Linked DNA regions of Homo sapiens: region 2 is linked to region 1. A link is an interaction called in ENCODE POLR2A ChIA-PET data of the cell type or tissue named here. Cell type or tissue: CD4-positive, alpha-beta T cell. All regions are shown on one strand. Each heading gives the region's core, and the rest is flanking DNA. Links, peaks and the distances in the headings are about the cores only.

Region 1 (2,924 bases), core at 102-2,601:
GAAACGTCACTTCCATAACAATAAAAAGCTGTGCTATCATCCATTAATCGGTACATTAGAGTTACAGATCCTTTTAGTACTTGAGAATGAAATGTTCAACCTTTCCCCTTCCACAAGTCACCCTCATGGAGCTCACACACCCACTTTTCTGATACTGTTCTGCTGGATGTGAATTTAAGTCTCATTTCCCCAAAAAGACGTATCTTCCTTAAAAGTAAGAACCACTCATACCTAACAGTTCACCTAGCATAGCCCATACACCAATATTTACTGGGTATTCTTTCCTGTCTTCCTTATCATCTCTTTTCTTAGCCTCTCTTGCTCTGTTGGTTTTCTTCAGACTTACAAGCAAAATGAGAAAAACGAAGTCTCTAGAAGTCCAGGCTCTATGTTTCATCCTATTTCTCGTAAGTTTACTGAGGTATCAAATCTAATTATGGCAGTCGTTTAATAACTGCAAAACAAAAATATTTAGAGATCTGGCAATCCTCAAATTAGAGCTTCTTCTGATACTATCTTTAACCATTAAAAATCTATTTCACATCCCACAGAAATATCCACATCTTTCCACTTTGCCTAAGAAAATGTGAGAGTTGCCCTTTTCTGCCCTTTCTTCCTTAGGAAGCACACAGCCTGAGGCCTTCTCTCTAAACCTCCAAGATTATCTTTTAATGAAGCCGAACCATCATTTAAATTACTATGCTGTAAATATAAAAGGTTCTGATGTAATCTTAACATCCTAAAATATATTTTACATATACTCTGTTGAGCAAGGGCATATAGCATAGGTTTTATTCATTTCATCCATTTTTGTAACCTCTCATGCTACCAAGCCTATATTTACTTACTTATCAAAAGTTGTAAAAGTATTGGTAGCTAATTTTCCTGAATGTTCCACTGCATCTTTACTTTTCTCCTGCTGAGACTGGTAGTGTGCTAACAGTACCTGAAGTAAAAATTCTCCTTCCGTTACTTCCAAAACTAGAACAGATAACCACGTCTTAATGTTCACTTAGTACAAAAGGTGTATGTTTACAAATCCACTCAACTTCTTTCCAATATTTCACCATAACCCAAAATTCATTAAAGGCATATCAGGAATTGATTTTCACCTCTAATACATTTTTTAAAGTTAAAAAAAAACGTGGACGCATTGTGGTAGTAGAAAAATAACTGCCTCCCTCAAAATGTCCACATCCTAATCCCCAGAACCTGTGAATTCAAGTTGCAGAAGGAATTAAGGTTGCTAAAATCAAACGACCTTGAGAGAGTATCCCAGATTACCCAGGTGAGCCCTATGTAATCACAAGGGTCTGGTAAGTGAAAGAGGGAAGCAGGACAGTCGCCGTCCGAGGGAGGTAATGAAAGAAAGACTGGCCAGTCATGGCTGGCTTTGAAGATGCTGCAGGGGCCAGGAGCCAAAAGGCAAGGGCAGCATCCAGGTGGCAAAGGCAAAGAAACAGTCCCTCCTGCAGCTCCAGGAAAGAACACAGCCCAGCCAGACCCACATAAACCTCTGACCTCCACAACTTTTTTTTTTTTCTGATGTCCACAACTTTTTTTTTTTTTTTTTTTTTTTTTTTTTTTTTGAGACGGAACCTCGCTCTGTCACCCAGACTGGAGTGCAGTGGCGCGATCTCGGCTCATTGCAACCTCCGCCTCCAAGGTTCAAGCAATTCTCCTGCCTCAGCCTCCCAAGTAGCTGGGACTACAGGCGCGTGCCACCATGCCCGGCTAATTTTTTGTATTTTTAGTAGAGACAGGGTTTCACCATGTTGGCCAAGATGGTCTTGATCTCCTGACCTCGTGATCTGCCCGCCTTGGCCTCCCAAGGTGCTGGGATCACAGGTGTGAGCCACTGCACCCAGCGACCTCCATAACTTTAGAATAATAAACTTGTGTGATTTTAAGCCACTAAACTTGTGGTAATATGTTACAGCCCCATTGGAAACTAATGCACACACAAATTGGTCCATTTTAAATATTACAAATAGAAATACAAATAAATGCACTCTAATATCCCTAAAATCTGAAAATTAAAGTAACTGTACCTGGTTAGTTCATCTAATTTTCAGAATCCTGTGCCTAAGAATTTGAAGTTGCTTTTGTAAAAGCACAGGAGTAGTAAATATATAACCCTGAGGCGGAACATATTAAAAAATGGAAAATAAAAGAAAAACTACTTTGTCAAGTTTTAGTGTATAATCAGTTAAATCTTATTAATTATAGTTCAGATGCAAAAATCTGTTAGAACTTCATGTGCTCATTCACTTGTAATATCACAAAATTAAGTCTAGATGCGGAAAAGGTTCAACTTAATTTGTAAACTTTAGCCTGCCTAAATGTATGACTTTCGGAATACAACTATGAAAATATTCTGAAAATGTAAAAAGTTTATTTCTATGTAGCTTCAAATATAACATAGATGTACATTCTCTTTCAATGTTTTTAAAAATATTTCTTAAAAAAAACCTATAGAAGCAGTTAAAACTGTATTCTGAAGCCCTAATGAAACACTGGATCTAGGCAATGATTATCAACAGTTGCTAAAAACCATGAGGTAAAAAGCTGCCAGCAGCTCCGTAACAGAAGAGTCATTCTGACAATGCCAGCCTCATCATTATAAAGAGACACGACATTCCACTGCAAACCAGAAGTACACATCACCTAAGTTTTTCCACCACCACTTGTACCTCAACTCCTGCAAGGAAAAAAAAAAAAAAAATCAAGGAATCTGGTTCAGGCCTCTTAATCTACCAGATTACAGAAAACACAAAGGATGGAAGAACATGTTAAACATCACAAAGGGGATGCAATCAGCAAAGTACAGAAAATGAAAAAAGCTATGTGACAATCTGATTTCCTCAAAAGATAAACTATAATAAAAAAGAAACAGGGATCCACATTTAAGAGATATAGTGACG
Region 2 (2,924 bases), core at 165-2,664, 100 kb after region 1:
AGAGAGTTTTCTACCATTTTACGTTTCTACCAGCAGTGCATGACTGATGGCAATTTCTTTGCAACAATGGGGATTAAGTTTCATCATGAATTTTGGAGAGGACATATTAAAACAGTACCATTCAATTGGAAACCTTTACTTAGCAAACATGGGTCCTTGAAATGTATCCTCACTAATCTTACTGACTGTAAGTCCATTTCATCCCCTAATTGATTTTATCTAACCTTTGAGATTCTACACAGTCAGTCTTGTTGCTACCTACTTGGGGTGTATTTGCTGTGTAAGGCAAAGACCTAGTAATATTTACTAAATGCTATGAAAGATCAGGCACAGTGGCTCACACCTGTAATCCCAACACTTTGGGAGGCTGAGGTGGGAGGATCACGAGTCCAGGAGGTCAAGGCTACAGTCTGCTGTGATTGTGTCACCGCACTACAGCCTGGGTGACAGAGCAAGACCCTGTCTCAAAAAAAACCATTTTTTAGTGTGAATGGAGAAAAGTCTAGTTGGTGGTCTTGAGTTTTTTCTAATGAAGCGAGATGGGTGGTATGTACAGCTTTGGGATCCCTCACACCTGGATATGAATCTCTGAATAACTGCCCCTAAGGATTCACATTCTAGTAGTGGAGAGTTGCATGTAAACATAATTATCACATTAGTCCTGTGTATTTTCCAATCATAGTTCATGGCTCAACAATGCATCTAGTTGAAGTCCTCACAGCCTGTCCCTTTAGTCACACTTGCCTTCTTCCCTTCATTAAAGCAGCTTCCAGAGTCCACACTTACTCATTCTGTTAATACATAGCAAATTGACCAATATGACTAAGTTTTCTTACGTGGAAGGAGATAATAAAAGTGCCCCTAAAAGGGTGATTTTTGAGAATTAGATGGGAATACTTACAAAGCACATCATGATGTTACAGTGAATATTCAGTTACGACCAACTTTTGTTTCATATTCTGTTGCTAATTGAGAATTTTGCGTTGTTTCTTTACAAATGCGTGCCAGGAGTATTTTGGATGTCCAAAATTAAGTCATTGCCTTCCAGTGAATCTAGAATTTACTAATATTTAGGTTTTAAGAGTATATGTGGCCTCCTTTTGTTGGGGGAGGGGGTGTGGTATGTTTCCCTGTTTACCATTTATCTGCTTCAGAGAGCATCCATAAAATTGAGCTCTATTAATGAATTGGTATTATATGCCTAACAACATTTGTTGACCACTTGATCTGTTTCATCTTCCTGGCTGCTTTGAGATGTGGGGACTACCATGTTTTATGAATAAGATAAAAGACTCAAGAAGGGAGAATAACTCACCAGTGGTTACACTGCCAGAAAGTGGCAGAGTTGGGACTTGAACCCATGATCCTCTTATGCCAAAGAGTTACTCTGTTTGCTGTGCTGTTTGACTACCAAGTGGATCCCAGAAGACTCCAATAAGTTAGTGTGTGGGTGGGTGGGTGGTGGGTACCAGATAGTGTCTGGAAGACCACATTATTTTTTGTAACAGCTTTGTTGAGGTATGATTGATAACAAAGAACTGCACCTTCAGTGTGTACAGTTTGATGAGTTTAGACAATTGGATGAGTGTGCAAACACGTGATACCGTCATGTATGTGACCCTTTGTAATCTGGTTTCTGCTTGTTTTCCCTTTCACTTCCTGTTACTGCCTTCCTACTTTATGCTTTAGATATTAGGGAAATAGGTTTTTTCAAGTTCTTTGCACATGCACTTGCCTTTGCCTGAAACATTTAGGCTTTCCTTTGGTCACTTGATGAGTTCCTGCTTGTCCTTTAGCACTCACCCTGTATTATCTCATAGATGATACCTTCCCTGATGGAAGTATTTTAAGGAGAGGAATGAAGAAAGCTCTTGGAATCGGAGAAGAGAGATACTTCTGGTTGTAATAAAATCCCCCACATCTTTGTTCCCATGACAGATGTGTTTGCTTCTGTTACAGTGTTTTTAACTTGTAAGGTTCTGTCTTCCCCACTACACCTGAGTTTAGGGACTGTCTCTTACTAAATTTTGCACTCTTCATGCCTGGAAAATAGTAAGCATTCAATAAATGCCCTTCAAATTAACGAGAGGATAATGAGAAAAAGACTGCTCTTTAAAAAAAAAAAAGGATAGATATGTCTGTGTTCAATCTTTACAAAACTATAGTGTTTTCTGAATTTTGAGGACTTGTAACCATTTTGCATATGAATATGTAGGATTGTTAAACCTCCCATGTAACGTGCAAAGATCAGGAGACCTTAAACATTCTTTTGTTCATTCTCCAACAAGTCATGTTACCTTCACTTTTTGTTGCCTCATCAGTAAAGTGGTATCACCTACCTGAGTATAAGGGGTTGGATAAAATGATTCCTATAGGCCCTTGGTGCATTTAGGTCTATGATTTCATATTTTAACACAACCAGATGAAATAAGTAAATTGTGACTTGTCAACAAGGAAATGAGGATATGAGGTGTCAATTCAGAGGGGCTGATGAAGTTGGGCATGAGAGAAAACGATGACATGCCGAATTGACTTAGGGGAACTACTATCCTTAGCACAGATATTCAGAAAATGAACTCTTCCTATTTGATGTACAGCATAGCAATTTTTAAAACAATCAGTGGCAATACTATGAATATACATAAAATTTTAGTATTTTGGATTAATCTTCAAAAATAGATTTTCTCGCACAATACTGGGTTGAAGAATATGTGTTTTTCAAATTATTGATTCACTGATGAATTGATTTACCAAAGGGTTATACCAGTTTGCACTCCACCTTCCAGGGAACATGCTTGTCTCACAGCATTCTCATCAGCATTGATTATTTTAATTTAATCTTTGCTACTTTGGTGAGAGAAAATACTTATTATTGAGTTTGGCTTCAGTTAGCTTCTGGAACCCTCTCCTGGTTTCCTTTTACC

The links. Peaks named below come from ENCODE experiments on the same cell type or tissue, not always from the same donor. Only the 100,000 strongest peaks of a DNase experiment are listed, where the experiment ranks them.
Region 2: POLR2A ChIA-PET joins it to region 1 with 6 read pairs; 9 of 35 experiments call an interaction of 5 or more read pairs at or near these places.

The regions. Positions count from the first base shown.
Region 1 is chr13:27,153,511-27,156,434 of GRCh38, forward strand. All of the region lies in intron 1 of USP12 (ubiquitin specific peptidase 12), which reads right to left. All of the region lies in intron 1 of USP12-AS1 (USP12 antisense RNA 1), which reads left to right. Among named protein-coding and RNA genes, the nearest start is that of USP12, 17 kb to the right of the region's middle. In CD4-positive, alpha-beta T cell, for the core only: no CTCF peak of the experiment used is centred there; no DNase peak of the experiment used is centred there.
Region 2 is chr13:27,258,427-27,261,350 of GRCh38, forward strand. No RefSeq gene overlaps it. Among named protein-coding and RNA genes, the nearest start is that of SNORA27, 4.5 kb to the left of the region's middle. In CD4-positive, alpha-beta T cell, for the core only: no CTCF peak of the experiment used is centred there; a DNase peak (open chromatin) is centred at 1,615.